Linked DNA regions of Mus musculus: region 2 is linked to region 1. Evidence: chromatin loops called from intact Hi-C (ENCODE). Cell type or tissue: left cerebral cortex. All regions are shown on one strand.

Region 1 (8,000 bases):
CATTTAGCTGCAGTCTTTCATAAGACCATTCCTAAGATAAATTTCCCACATGCCCCTGGCGGGTCCGTCCCAATTTCTCAAGTTTGCAGACGTTATGTGCAGACGTACAATTCCATGTATTGGCCTTGTTCAAACTGCCGGTTGGGAATGAACATATGACATTTCTTTCCCATCTTCCCTAAGCTCCAGAGGGCAGGTGGACTGATTGACAGTTTGGCTGTCCCTGATGCAGACTTGCCTTAAAGGCTTATTATCTTAGGAAAAAGTCCTTGGGCCATTTCAGAAACTTCTAGATGCGTTCTGCAGTACCCCAAAATACAGTGGGAAGGACTCGGGGAGAACATAGATGTTTCCAGGGAGAAAGATCCAGGTGGTTGTCTGCCCTTCTTGATAAGCTTGGGGACCTTTCCAAGAGGGCATATCTTAGGAAAATAGTCATCTATCTTTCCAGAGTGATAGAGACATTAAACAATGTATTTACCATGTTTTTTCTCATCCTAGAATTGACATCCTTATTTTGAGGTTTTGATCAGCTTTCTTAGCAAGGGACTGACACACAGGATCTCAGTACAAGGTATCGTCTATCGGGATGGGAAATGGAAGTGGTACTTAAGGAAAACGTGGTGATCTCCTGGGAGAATCACCCATGATTTGCTTCACGCCTTCCTGTATTTATCCCTTGCTGAAGCTTAAACTAGATCCTTTTCTATTTCAGTGGGACATGCTGGGTATCCTGCCAGGGGTTGTTACCTCAAGCAATCTCGACTTTTTCATTATTGTGATTAGTGCATCAGGGCAGCTGATTAAAAATTTATTTATTTCTATTGTCATTCAAAACTTGGAAAAAATCCTGTCCCTTCACACTGTACCCTGGGGTAGTTTGCAGTGTCCGGAGACGTTTTTGATTGTTGTGATCAGGGAGAAAAACGCTACCGGCAGCAGACAGACTGCTACAACGCACAGGGCAGACGTCATGACAAAGAATTACAAAGATCAAAATGCCGAAAGTGCAGGGGCTGAGAAACATTGTTACAGATTATGACTGTCTGAGTTATTGAGAAGGTGAGGGACTGTTGGGGTTATACTAGTCTCATCCTTGCTATAAGCCTCTGTCAAGACTCCGGGAATCAAAGCCATACTCCCTTTAGTTTAAAGGTGGGTTGGAAAGGGAATGTGTTTGCAGTATTAAGTAATTAATCAAAAATTGAATATTAGTTTTAGCCCCTGTAGATATAAGGCCCTGACCTCTGAGTGACACGAGATTTATGTTATTGGATCACAGGGTGTTACATATTAAATTTAAAACATTAGGCTGTTTAACCTGAATGCAGGGACTTCAGCCAAATTGCTTCCATGTATTTGTGCAGACACGGCTAATGAACACTGCATTGATGCTGTTTCCTCGGACCCCAGCTGCCTTTCCAAGGCCTCCATTCACTTCCTGCATTGGTAGCACGTGAGGCTCCCCCACCACTCACTTCAGCTGTTTTTGTTTGTTTTGCTGTTGATGTTGCTGCTTTGCTGGTTGCTCACAGATGCGATGCAGCACCTTAGGTAGCCCCCTGGTGGCCCCCACGTTTTTTTCTGAAATCTCAAACAGGTGAGTGGCAAGCCTCACTTGATCTAAGAAGGGCCTGAGCCCTGGGAATATACACACTGGCTCACTCTAACTCTTAAGCCTGTCCCTTGGTGAGAAGGAGTAGTTATTCTCATGTAACCTGCAAGGAAGCTGCTGGCCTCTGTTTACCCTCAATGCTAAGGCTCTTTGTATGTCTCACCTAAAATGTAAAAGATGAAAGGATTAGAGACGCAAGTGCCATTTGAACAAGGACATATTCCGTGGTTAACTCCTTTGTGACCCCCTTGGCTTCATCTCTCTGGGAAACTGCAAAGGGTCTGAACGTTAACTCCTGAAGTGGAGTAGCCAGTTCTCTGGCTTCGATAGTGCTGCCGCCGCCACCACAGCAGCAGCAGCACGATCCGGATCTCTCTAGTCATGCCTCTCATTTCTTCATAAGCACAGTGAGTTCTCCATCATGCCCATTGCTGCTCATAGGTGCCTTCACCCATATAGGGGAAGGGAGACTCTGCTGGGCCACCACCAGTTCACTTGCAGAATTAAGACAGTGGAGCCTCACCCTTATCTGAGCGATTACAATGCAGACCTTTTAGACCGATTCTCCTTTTTTGGTGAAAGCTCATGTCTGGGAGAAGAAAATCAAGTATTGCATTAAGAAAAAAAGGAATGGGGGGTGCGTAGAGGACAAGACTCTTCTAGTCCTCCCACCTCATCCATCTTACGAAGTAGGTAAATCTCACAAGGCCTTGGAATGTTGGACTTAAAAAAATATTTGGCTATTTACAGTCTAAGCTGTGGTTGGGACAATGAGATGCTAAAAATTATTTTAAGAGGGCATTAAAAGCTTTAGCAGTGGGTAACCCTGGGAAGATGAACCTTCATCATCTCTAGAGGGAAAAAACGCAAAGAGAGGCTCAGTTTCAGAAATTGTCACTTGGGAGAGAAGGCCTCACTCCTACCACCAACCAATGGATCAGTCAAACCAGCAACTCTTTGCAGTGCAATAAAATCACGTTTACATTCTGTTTTACAATCAGAGAAGATCTTATTTGGTGGTCGTTTAGCTTTTAGAACAAGCGGAGTGGGTTTTTTTTTTCCAAATGCCTATTAACTCACCACAGTGGTAAAACATGAGAAGCAGACGCGCTAGAATGAGGAAGATTAACGATCTCTGCAGAGCTGGGAAGAATATTTCTCAATTCATATAGATGGAATTTATCATCATCTCCTCTGAAGACGGCATGATTTGCCCACTTTCGAAAGGCCTATCTGTTTCAATACTTCCTAAAGATGTAATTTTTCACTTTTCACTTGGACTAAGACAAGAATGCCAAGTCTGTAAGCAGAGAATTAGGAGTCAGTGGGTGGGCGTGGGGAGCCTAGTTATGGCAGCAGATATAGGCATCCATTCATAAAGAAGAACTGCCCTTTGGAGTAGCGGAGGGTCTGTTGTAACAGAGTTTGGAAAGAAGCGTGTATCAGGGAGGAGGGAGTCAAAGTTATAAAAGGAAAATATTTTCTAGCATCTATTATTAAATAGGCCTGATCTGCATTTAAGTTAGGGCTTTGTAAGCTGCGGTCATAACTGCGTTTTTTCCCAGCTCCAAACTACAGAAACCCCTGACCCCGAAGCAAAACAACAAAAAGAGAGACAGAATGCTGTTTTGTGCCCAGCCAGTCCAACTGCAACCTTCCGCGTCACCGCTAGTTGTCACTTCGCTCCCAGACGGGAGACCCGGGGTTTCCAGCACTGCGGTTTGAGAGAATGCGGTCCCAATTAAACTAAAAAACTCACAAAGCTTCCCCTTAAGTCCTCAGTCGAGTGAAGGGTAACGAGCAGAGGGGCTAGGGGGCTGGGGCCCCAATTTTGCGGGGAGTGCAGTAAGCAGACAGACTGCAAAGAACAGGCAAACCGCTGCCGGAGCAACCAGGAGCAGCCACTGTCTGGGACCTACACGCACCAGCCAGACACCCTGCGGGTGGGGGGTGGGGGAAGGAGAGGGATGGAAGGGCCTTCAGCACACAGCACCCCCTCCCCAATTGATGAAGCCGCGGCAGAGTCAGCCTCCCTACTCCTCCTGAACCCCTATTGCACCATAAGGATAGTGGTCAGTATAGAAAATCGCGTACCTGAAGAATACAATGGTCTCCCAAAGGTAGAATCGCAGAGTATTGAAGCTGTACATCTTCCAGATTCTAGTGCTGTAAAGTCCACGAGTTATGGGGGTGCAAAAATGTTTTCGATGGGCACTTACGAAGCCAGAGAGCGCCACTGGGGATAATAATCCAGATGTTTAAGGGGGCAGGGAGTAGAGGGACGAGGTGTCAGAGCCGGGGGAGAATTGCAGCCAGGCAGCTAAGGTACCGCGGACAGCGGCAGTCGTGCAGGTTCAGCACCACGGAGAGCGTCCAGCCCGGCTGCGGGCGGGAAGAGCGCGGCTGAAGCTCTACTCGCTGGAGGCTCCCTGCGGCGCTGGGAGGCACGTTTGGGGGTGGGTATATTTTCTTCTTTTCTTTCTTTCTTTACTCTTCTTCTTCTTTATTTTTACCCTTATTTTCCTGTCGAGATGGCCAGCTCCATGAAAGGAAGAAATCCGTGGGGATCAGAGCCCTGGCCTCAGACCCTTAGACCCGGCTGGCATCTTCTTTCTGGCCCTGGGCTGGCCCGAGGGGTTTTAGGGGTTGGGGGGGGGGGTGGAGCAGGTGACGGTGCTGGCTTCAGTTAGATGTCGGAGAGTGTGCCAGGCTGGCGCATCGCGACCGAGTCCCGGAATCTCGTTCCCCTGCCTCCGTTCCTGTCTGCTGCCGCCTTGCAGTCCGTGTTCTCTGGTCCCCGACGAATAAGTTGGGATCGCTGCAAGAAAGGTGTCCCATTGCTTGGGGCTGCAGGAGCAAGAGAGCCCACCACAACTTTCAGGGGCTGCTGGGGTCCATGGCTTCCCAGCAGGGCTCAAGAACCCAAGCTTTCACAGGCATCTCCAATTTCTAAGCTCGCCCATCTTCTTCTGGCCAGACTCCCTCAGATCTTCAGACTTTCTTACTGCATTAATTTAACAAACTGGCGGCGTAGAGGATGGTGGGGGCGAGGACCGACGGGAGGGGGTGGAGAGGGGAAAATGGGGGGAAAAACTCCTTAGAAGCTTCAAACCCTCCCACTCGGAGTGTTCATTGGCCCGCAGCTGCGAAAACCATATCTTCTCTCCAGGTTCGGCCAATTGCACGTTAGGCTCTGGCTTGAGTTTAACCCTTGGAGTGCTGGCAGAGACCAGCCTCATGCACTTCCCAGGCCTCAGGGTCTTTTCAGGTCTTCTGTCGCTCCAGAGAGGTCATGGAATTTATCTTTTAAGTCTTTCAAAATCCTTACCATGATTTTTTAAAAAATAGCTGTATGTAAGTAAAACACCATGAGCCTCAGTCCAGATGTGCTCAGGCAGACTCAGTTTATCATTTTTTTCATTAATTCGTTTATTCATTTTACATCCCAATTGCAGCCCCTCTTCTTCCTCTCCTCCAAGTCCCACTCTCACACCCCCTCCTCAGAGAAAGGAATGCCCCTTGTGGGTACCAGCTGGCCCTGACCTATCAAGTCACAGCAGGACTAAGAGCATCCTCTCCTACTGAGGCCAGATAAGGCAGCCCAGTTAGGGGAAGGCAGGGAATGGAGTCAGAGACAGTTCCTGCTGCTCCAATTGTTCAGGGATCCACATGGAACCAAGCTTCACATCTGCTACATGTGTTGAGGGCCTAGGACCAGCCCATGCATGCTCTTTGGTTGGTGGTTCAGTCTTTGTGAACCTCCACAGGCCCAGGTGAGTTGACTCTCTAGGTTTTCTTGTGGTGTCCTTGACTCCTCTGGCTCCCTCAAAATTTCCTTATAGTCTTCCACAGGACTTCCCAAGCTCTGCCTAATGTTTGACCGTGGAGAGCTGCTGCACCTGTTTCCATTTTAAAAGGGTCAATGGAACAAGGTCCCTCAATTTTGTTGAAGCACTGAAGGTATAATATTTGAGCCCAGAAGACTTAAAAAAAAAAAAAAAGGTCTGGTAGATAGAGTAAGTCTCTTTCCAGGATTACTGTGGTCGGGAAATTCAGGATTTTTTTTTTAAAGTTTCTAGGGTTAAGGGAGAGCTGACCTGCCTGACTCTTTTGAAAGAGATAGAAGATACACTCTTCCATTGGAACAGAGGACATTTGATTCACATCACACAGGCTGGAAAAACTGAGCTCCAAATTAATGGAGAAACCAAGGAGTGCATGCATGCATCTTTTTCCTACGGCACTCCTTCCCTAATTCTTCTTCACCTGCCTTTTTCTCTACCTTATCTGACTTTCAGAAATGAGATATACATTTCACAGTTGAGCCCATCTGGAGAGGTAGAGTTAATCAGATTTTCTCCCAGCTAGGGGACTTTAGTGGATTAATAGCCTCTGCAGGATTTTCTGGCCTGCTGGAACTCACTGGGGATTCTGGGGACTCTCCGTTCCAATGCTGCCTAGGGAAGACAGTCCTTCTATTTACCCAGCATATTCAGGAATTCCTTACTTGGGGCAATGGTTCTCTGTTCTCTGCAAGTTCAGGTCTTTTCCCAAGCAAAGCTTCCTTTCCCAGCTCAGGATGAGACTAGCAGAACTTCACTCTCTTGTACTGCAGAAGCAGGTGCCAGAAAGGACTCTTTCATGGCTTTCCTACACCAGGGATCTCCCCCCACCCCCTCTCTCCCTCTCTCTCTGTCTCATTATGTTGTCTTGTCTGGCGTAGAACTTAGTATTGGAGCTAGATATGTAGACCAACCTGGCCTTAAACTCACAGAGGTCTACCTGATTCTGCTCCCTGAATGCTGGGACCAAAACCATGCACTACCATGCCTAGCCTAATGAGTGTGTATACTCCCATGTGTATAATTTGTTTTTGATTTGTCTCCTACATTTATTCTAAGTGAACTTGGAAGAGTTTATTTGTATTTATATATTTCTGTTTGCAATTGATTTCTGTCCACATATATTTATGCTATTCATATATGCGTGTTTATGTCACATATATGTATCAATATGTGTCAATGTGTGTGGTGCCCCAGAGACATTAAAACAAGTAAGAAGTCAGCAACTGTATTCTTGCTTCATCTGGCTAGGAAACACTTGCATAGTTGGATATGAATACAATGTCTAGCATTTTCTGTTACTCTTTCCATGATGGAAGTGTGTGTCTGTGTGTGTGTATATGTGTGTGTGTTGCTGATGGTGAGTGTGAATATTTTCCACTTTGTGGCCTATACAAGAGAAGAGAGTGACTATGGCACAAAAGAGAGACAGTTGTGTTCTGCTTGCTATGAGGCAACACTCTCATTCAGTCCACACACGAATTGACTAAGTCCCAGGCATGGGATAAATGGTGGGTCTGAACTCCTGGGGTGTGCAGCTGCTTCTGAGACAAGTGAGCCAGGTAACTAAGGGGCTGCGTAGCTCATTCCTTTTTTCCAAAGAACCAACTCTTTGGTGGATTTTATGTATTATTATTTTTTATACTCAATTTCATTAATTTCTTCCCAAACATCAACTGCTGTGATGAGATGAAAATAATAATTTCAGTGTAGCCGAGGAAACAATCGGCAGAGGTGTCAGACAATCTATAGAACGGTAGAAAATCTTTACCATCTACACTCCAGACAAGAGGCTACTATCCAGAATTTACAAAGAATTGCAGAAAATAAATCCCAAGGAAATAAAACTACCAAACAACAGATAAATGAATAATTGACTAGGCAGTCTTCAAAAAAACAAAAACGAAACAAAACAAAAACCAACCCCCTTCCCCCTCGCAAATAGTCAATAACGGTTTTAAAAGTATTGAGTAGCCCTAACTGTCAGGGGAAGGGAAATTAAAACCACGTTGGTATACTCACCCCAGTCAGAATGGCTATCATCAACAAACCTGACAAGAAATGTTGGAAAGGAGAGAAAAGGACCCTTATTCACTCTTGTGACTTCTGGGGGATGTGAATTAATACAGCTACTGTGGAAATTATTTTACAGATTTCTCAAAAATTAAAAATAGAACTATCACATGACTCACCTATTTCACTCTTGGACATATACCCAGATAATTTTATACTCTGTCATAAAGACATTTGTACCCTGTGTTTATTGATTGTTTATTTACTATAGCAAAGAATTGGAATCAATCTATCTACCAAACAACAAATGAATGGATAATGAAAATTATATATATATAAATATATTTATGTACTATATATTTATAACATATCAAATGTGTATATAAAATGTATATATATAATGTATATTTTGAAAGTTGTTTACTGACTTTCCTGTGGGAGCTATACTTTGTATGTACCCACACACATGCACCTCTCCCATACAAAATAAAAGAAAAAATTGTAATACAATTAAAAAAAAAAAAAGAAGA
Region 2 (8,000 bases), 380 kb after region 1:
TATCTTCTCATAGGGATGCTCTCTGTCTTTCAGTGAGCAATTCACTTTGTTCTTTCATGCTCCAAGGGAAATCTGAACTCAAGCAAGAACTGGCCTCTTTGCCAACTCTGAAATTAGCCCACTTCCTATTCAGAGCATCCTGATGGCCAACACAAGCTCTACTAAGTTCATTTTGATCAGGGCTGGATGGTCCTTGAGGCGTTCCTATTCAGGTGGTATCACCTCTACTCTCATTTTACAAGTGATCAAGACAAGGTTTAAGAGACTTCACTAAGACCCTTGTACAGTGAGTGTAAGCCAGGGTGACTTGAGAGAGACCATGACATCCCACCTATTAGCCTTGCTGCCTGCTTCTAGGAGCAGTATTTTATCTCCAGGACCTTCTGCATTTCAGCTCATTCTACATTCAGAAGATTGCATACGGGCCCATGATAGAGATACAGTGTCAGGTCTTCTCTCTACTTCAATGATTACTCTGAACTGAGAGGCGGCTTTGGCTATGCATCAGTGTGTAAAATAGAGTCTGCAAAATTGCAATCATTAGGAGGTTGGAAAATGAAGGCGCTCCCCAATACAATACTGCAGCCCAGTCAAGGCAGACCTGAAATTATAGACCTAATTATTTTGATTCTTGGTGGTAGGACTTGCTCATGGATATAGAAAACTGGTTTAGCTACTGAGGGTTGGAAGCAACAAGGAGAGGGGAGGAAAACCCCTTGTATGTAGAAGGAATCGAAAAAATGAGTCCAGACAGGTGACACTCCAGGGAGTCAGACAGGGATGGACATTCTTCAGTGGGGCAATTAGTTTGGTGAAGCATGACCAAGGGTAGCTTTATCAGGATGCTTGGTTTTTGTAGCTGCTGATAGGATAAAATACTCTGGCGAAATCAACCTAATGAAGAATGGATTTATTCTGGCTCACATTTCAAGGGTAAAGTCCATCACATCATGGAAGTTACAGCAGCAGGAAATTGAAGCAGCTGGTCACAGAGCATCCAGAGCCAGAAGACAAGAGCAGTGGACATATTCATGCTGCTCTTTACCGCCCTCCCCATACCCCTTACACAGTCTGGAATCCTTGTCCAGGAATGGTTTCCAGTCACAGTTAAGACAGGACTTCCTACAGCAACTAATGTAATCAGGGTAATCCTTCTCAGGCAGGCCCAGGGACACTCATCTCTGAGGTGAGTCTAGATTCTGTCAAGTTGACAGCACTCATCATCATGGGGATCAATCGACTCTCTGAGAATAAAACCTCTTACATGTACATTTTAGATATATTCTACATATGAGAGAAAATAAATATTTTAATTTTATTGGGAAGAAGGTACATAGCGGTGCTTGACTCAGAGGATAAAGCTGTTGCCAAATGACCTTGAAGATGAGAGTTCACATCCTGAGAACCCATGAAAGCTGGATGGGTGTGCTGACTTGTCTTAATCCTACTGTACTCAGGAGGTGGAAATAGGTAAGCTGGTCAGGTAGATTAGCTAGCCAAATTTGTAAGCTCTGGAGTTCAGTGAGAGACCCTACCTCAGTAAATACACTAGAGAGTGATGGAGGAAGATATCTGTTGTCAACCTCTGCCCTCCACATACACATGTGTCCACATACACCCACATGCACCCACAGCTACATACATGCCAAAGAGGAAAAGGATACTTGGTATCATTCTTTAGAAAGTAATCATCATCTTTTAATTAAGAGTCAACATAGCAAACTCCAGATTCACCGAGAGATCCTGTCTCAAAACAAGGTAGTATCAACTGGCTTCCATGTATGTGTACATGCAAGTGTGAGCATCACACACACACACACACACACACACACACACACACACACACACACACACACACACACACACTGTCAGAAGCTGTACAGACTCTCCAATATCCACTGATACTCATTCCACTTTCTTGTCCTAAATAGAAACCAGTGGCTCTGGTCCAAACTACCTGAACAGTCAGTTATAAGACCCCCATTGCCTTCTTTTCCCACAGAGCATCCCATAAACCTTGAACCCCTCTTCAAAGCAGACTACACACTCCTCCCAAGCCATCCTGCCTGTGTTAGTCTGGGATCATCTGTGTCCTTATACTGGGAGATCTGCAGCTGGCCAGTCTTTCTCCTGATCAGTTAAACTTGTTGCAACCCTATTTTGCTTTCATTGTTCCTCCTTTTGTAACAACATTGAATTCATACAGCCTTGGGTATAGTTCCTTGAACAGGAAAGGACTCCACATCAATTGTGGCTTTTACTTTTTTTTGAAACCCGTGCTAAACAGCACAAACGCATCAGCTTTGATGCTCCCTGCATTCTAAGCACCTCTGTTTTGTTTCTACTGTCTTAAAACCACAGGGATCACATCTCCATATCAGATCTTGAGTTCAGCTTTTATGTCTTGACGGGTGTGGGAAAGCCTGAGGCAGGATCTTGCTGCTTAGCCCAGGCTGGCCCAGAGCTCACTATGTAGCATAGACTGGCTTAAAACTCATGATTCTCTTTCCCCTGCCTACTTAGTACTGGGCTTACAGGCATGGGGCCCAGCACCTAGGCTTCATCTTCTATTTCTAACCAGCAGCAGGAGAAAGGCATCTAATAGAAGTCACTGACACTGCCTTAGTTTTCTGTTGCTGTGAAGAGACACTATGACCACAGCAACTCCTATAAAGGAAAGCATTTAACTGGGGTCTGGCCTACAGGCTTAGGAGTTTAGTCTATTACCAGCAGACATGGTGCTGAACGAACTGAGAGTTCTCTACAGCAGGATCCCCAAGCACCTGAGTCTAGCTTGGCTACTGAAACCCCAGCCCCCCCCCTTCCCCCGCCCATCACTTCTTCCAACAGGGCCACACCTACTCCAACAAGGACAAACTTCCTAATTCCCTCTCAAGTAGCACCACTTGCTAATGACCAGGCAGTCAAACAGATGAGCCTGGTGGGGGACCATTTCCATTCAAACCACCACAGGCACTTTCTCTGTGTGTAAAAGTTCACATAAATTAACCCATTTAAACACACAGGGTGATCTATGGTGTAAGCCATTTCAAAAGAAACGGAAATTCAGCAAGAGTCAGCCATTGACAAAGGTTTCCCAGCCTCATAAGCTGAAAAGTCAAGTCGAGATCACAGGGTTCCAGGGCTACACTCTGTTGTTGTTGTTGTTGTTGTTGTTGTTGTTGTTGTTGTTGTTGTTGTTGTTATAGAGTGTCTTTCCTTACCTAACGGTGGCTTGATGTGGCATCGTCCTGGATATCTGCATTTATCAGTTATCTTTAAAAGTTACAGTGTTTATGACATTTAGAGAGTCTGGTCATTTCAGGTTTCAAAATTCTCCTCTTGGAGTATCTCCCAGGACTTTGCAGATACCGGCAATCAAAACCCTCTTTCCTGTTACCACTCACCCCCATCAGGAGGCTGGCTCATTGACTCACTCAGAGCTGGTTAACACCAGCTCCAACCTCAGGAGAAAATAAGGCTAACACCTTTATAGAAAGTGAACCAGCCTTCCCTGCAAAAGGCCCCGAGCTGCGTTTTGGAGCATCCAGGAAGCCCTTTAAGTAAAAATGCAATTTTAAAACCAGATCTGTGGGCATCCTTCCAGCTTTCTGCAGCTCACCAGCATCCCCTAGTGGCTTAAGGCTGCAAATGCAATTGGGCTATGAATCTTGGCTTTGGGGTGGGTCTTAACAATTACGCTAAGGACAGTTCTAAGTGCCCAGATACCCAGTCAGTATTATGCGGCATTGGTTCAGAAAAACAAAATAATCAAGCCCGAAATTCTGGGCGTCGTGGAGACATTAAAACAGGGTGCGAGAGTGTGTGAAGCCAATGATCTGTGACCCCTTAACTTTTCCTTGACTCTGCAAGAGGCAAAATAGTTCCTACCTATGAGGGGTAGATATAAGAGTCAAATGAATTTTTACATAGCTCCTGGAAAGGGTTAATCCTACTGAGCATACAAGTAATTTGACACACAACACTGACCATGGGGGAGACCCTGCCCAATCTTGGGTACCACAGGCAGGGTTGAGTTGTGTCTCCCTGCCTCCTACAGCAACTAATTTGTTGAAGCAAAGCCAACATACTGAAGGCCATGGGCCAAGAATGGCTCTAAAAGGATTAAAATATTGGGAAGATGTGGAAACCAAGCCTTCGTTGGAAGCCACAGCCCCTAGACTTCTTGCCAAGAGACAGAGCCACAAAGGAATTAATTTGCCTCAGAAGGAATGGTCGTGACTAAATGACTGTATTGAACCCTAAGTTTTTAGCCCATTGACTTCCGTTTGCTGGAAATCAGAGCTGCATGTGCTGGCTCCCCAGTCCTATTGATTGATCCCGGCTGCTTCTTGCTCTTGTCATTCACTTCCCCTACCCTCTGTATGCTGTGCTCATTTCCATGACTTGGCAACCAGGTTGGACAGATGTGCTGATGGCCAGGCGAACCTTCGACATGCCTCACTGACTGAAGATCCTGGCCCCAGCTGAGTGACAGGTGCCATCTCAAGGCTCTTGGTGCTGGCTTAGCCAGAAAAATCTGTTTGGGAAATTTGTTTTCTTCAAACAAGCTCTGGAAATAAAGGACTTTGGAAGTTCTTTGGGATGTTTCTTGGTAGCTGTGCTGAGGGATGGAAGAAAATATGTTTTGAGCTTCAGTGTGTCCCAGCATCAGCTGTATAGTAGCTTGAATAGGTGAAGCCCACCTTAGGTGCAGATGGTTGGACACTGAGCCCCCCAGTAGGTGGTGCTGTTTGGGGGAGATTGTGGAACCTTTAGGAGGTAGAACCTCTCTCCCCATTTCTCCCTCCTCCCCGACCCTTTGGTGTTTGCCCTCCAGGCTCTTGCTGTTCTGGACAGTCCACCCAGGTGGAATCTGAATTCTTTACTGCTTGTGGGTAGCTCATTTTATTTCTCATATTTTGAGGATCTGCCATGCCACCTTGAATTCTTGCCTACTTGACTACTGAATTCTTCCTATGTCTAAATATTTAATTGTTCCACATGTGATACAATGTCTTGGTTTGAACAAGAACATCACTTGCCTCTGCAGAGAGTGGCCTTTGGTCTCAGCTTTAGGAATCACTGGCATGGTATTGTCCCCAGCCAGGTGGAATCCTCGCAGGAGCACATTTCTCAAGTGTGTTGGGTGCGCTTGGTCTTTAGAGGGGAAGCCGGCAGAACATGACTAAATTAGGCAGATAGGCACTTTATCCTGATGTCTCAGGTAAACCCAGAAGAGTGATGGTTAAGGGGGATGTGAGTTGCAACCCAGGCCTTTAGGCTATGGAGGAACTGCTTCAACTCTGACACTCTCCTTCCTCATTCATACAATTGGGTTGCTTCCAGAGCCCTGCTGTTTGAGTTAAATGAAGTCATATATATTACACACTTGCTAAAGGGCCTGGCACAGGGTGAGCGGAACACAGTTAAAAACAGCCCTGGGTTTTTATTCCATTCTAGAAAGGGGACGATGTGGAACTGGCTGGTAGGTAGGTTAAACAGACAGAGAGGAACTCTCTCAGAAGTTTTATATATATATTACTAATGGGCCTATGTGCATAACATTAAAAGGATTTTCATTATTCTTTGATCTGAGTGATTAAATTACAGATAACTTTAAAGCTGGAGAGATGACTCTGGTTAAAAGCCCTTGTTGCTCTTACAGAGGACTGCAGCTCAATTAGGCAAGAATTCAAGGTGGCATGGCAGAGCCTCAAAATATGAGAAATAAAATGAGCTACACACAAGTGATAAGAGTTCAGATTCCACCTTATCCTTGTCTGGTGACCCACAACTGCCTGTGGCTCCAGCTCTGGGAGGATCAGACACCTTCTTCTGGCCTCTGTGGGCACTGAACACATGTGAACTTCACATGCATGGTGCTAGCTAGTTTTATATTGATTCAACACAAGTTCGAGTCATTTTGGAAAAATGGATATCAACTGAGAAAATGTTCCCACTAGATTAGCCTGTGGGCAAACCATAGTGCATTTTCGTGATTGACAGTTGATGTGGGAGGTCCACCTCCCTGTGGGTGGTACCACCCTCGAGCAGGTGATCCTGGGTTGTATAACAAAGCAAGCTGAGCTTTGGAGAGCATGGAGAACAAGTCAATAAGCAGCATTCCTCCGTGGCATCTGCTCATTTCCTCCCTCCAGGCTCCTGCCTTGAGTTCCCTCAGTGATGGAGTGTGGCCTCAGAGTTGTAAGCTGAAGTCAACTCTTTCCTCTTCAAGTTGCTTTTGGTCATGGTGTTTTATCAAGGCAACAGAAACACTAAGATACACATATGCAGAAATAAAAAGAAATCTTTAAAATTCCACATAATTTTATTTGTTTATAGCCTATGTAATTTCTAGTGTAACATGCAATGAAATGAAAAAATGCTAAGTGTAATGAGCTTTCTGTGCTCTGATGGTGGTTTGTTTCTTAGACCTTCAGTGTGTGTGCGTAGTGTGTAGTCTGCAACAGTATCAGCTACAGAGATGAGAAAGCCCTGGGGAGCCCTGGGAACACAGCCATCAGGCAAGGCTACTGTAGCCCCCAGAAGGACAGCATGCTCTCCTTTCACCAGTGAGAGGATGCATCCCCGTGTCCAGCCTTGACTCTCTGATGGTTTAGTAACTTTGCCCCAGGCTGTAGTAACTTTGGTCCACATGGAGACAAGGGAGAGCCTCCACAAATCAGCCACAGACTAGTTTCAACCAGATACATTTAAACCTTACAAGGGTTGAATTGACCATGCAAATTAATTCTGTCCAGGAAATAAGGAAAGAATCTGGCCTGTGAATGCACGGAAGAAAGAAGTCCTTCTGCTAAACTGGAAATAGACACTTCTCAAGCACTGGCTTTCTTATCTGTTCAGTTAACTGATCGTAGCTCCCCATGCTCCAGGCCCGAGGCTTTGTTCCTGAGCCAAGGGAGGCTGTCTCACTTCATCTGCCTTTTGCTCCAGAGAGGCTTCTGGGCTTTTTAGACCAGTATATAACTCCTGGATACTCCTCCAAGGATGGCTAGGAGTGTCAGCATATTAGAGAGTGCAATTGACATTCATGCTGGGTCATCTACAGGGTGTGGAAATCTACAACATTATTGTGCTTTTGAGAGACTCACAGTGTGTGTGTGTGTGTATGCCTACACATGTGTGTTCAGTTCTGTCCTTTAGTCTCCACCAGGAGTTGGTTCTTGGATATTGATACCCATGAATGCTCAAAGCTCATGTGTAAAATAGCATAGCCTTGACATTCATCTTGCCCCAAGCTTTGAGTCATCACTATGGCACCAACATAATGACAAGGTCACTAGATTGTTACTATACTATGTTATTGAGAGGGGTTCTTCTTTCTGTTGCTGTGATAAAAATACACAGAAAAAGTAACTTTTTGTGCAAAAGAGTTCATTTTGGTTTACAGTTCTAGGTTACAGTCCATCTTGGTAGAGAAGTCAAGGAAAGAACTTCAAACTGTCACAGCACATCCTGTTGAGAGCAGAGAGAAAAGAATGCATGTGCATTTGTTTCCTTGTGATTGGTTAGGGTTTTCCACTCTTAAATTCAGGATCCTCTGCCTAAGGAATGCTGCCACTCACAATGGGCTGTGTCTAAACAACATAAATTAACTTAATAAGAAAATACCTCATAAAACATGCTCATAGACCAAGCCAATGTAGACAATTCCTTACTGGGACTCTTCCCAGGTCATTCTATGTTTTGTAAGGTAGACAATTTATGCTGATCTTCACAGGAAGTAATGACAAGGAAAGATATATACAATCATTATACATATATATATACATATATGTATATATATGTATATATATATATATATATATGTATATATATATGTCAGACTATGAAGAACGACAATGCCCCAGTATGGAGAAATGGTGGGAGAATGGAAGACTGCACAGTGTTTGGAGTCTGTGGCATGCAATGACTGTATGTCATTGTACCTCTGTGAATTTTGTGTAGTACCCAGTATGTGGCAATCTCAACTTCCT

The links. Hi-C counts contacts between places; a loop is a spot of excess contacts. Peaks named below come from ENCODE experiments on the same cell type or tissue, not always from the same donor. Only the 100,000 strongest peaks of a DNase experiment are listed, where the experiment ranks them.
Region 2: it touches region 1 in a loop (2.0-fold over the local background); 3 of 42 quality-filtered maps call a loop at or near these places.

Annotation. Positions count from the first base shown.
Region 1 is chr11:55,603,969-55,611,968 of GRCm38, forward strand. It overlaps Glra1 (glycine receptor, alpha 1 subunit), which reads right to left and starts at 4,230. Exons shown (of 9, transcript NM_020492.4): 1 at 3,710-4,230. The coding sequence starts at 3,765. It overlaps Gm51862 (a long non-coding RNA gene), which reads left to right. Exons shown (of 3, transcript XR_003949554.1): 2 at 502-574; 3 at 1,368-2,272. In left cerebral cortex, a CTCF peak has its summit at 3,281; DNase peaks (open chromatin) are centred at 3,329, 3,892, 4,400 and 4,682; H3K4me3 peaks cover 1,391 bases.
Region 2 is chr11:55,988,257-55,996,256 of GRCm38, forward strand. The region is part of intron 1 of LOC115485826 (a long non-coding RNA gene); the gene reads left to right. Among named protein-coding and RNA genes, the nearest start is that of Nmur2, 49 kb to the right of the region's middle. In left cerebral cortex, CTCF peaks have their summits at 3,645 and 4,735 (motif pointing right); a DNase peak (open chromatin) is centred at 3,551.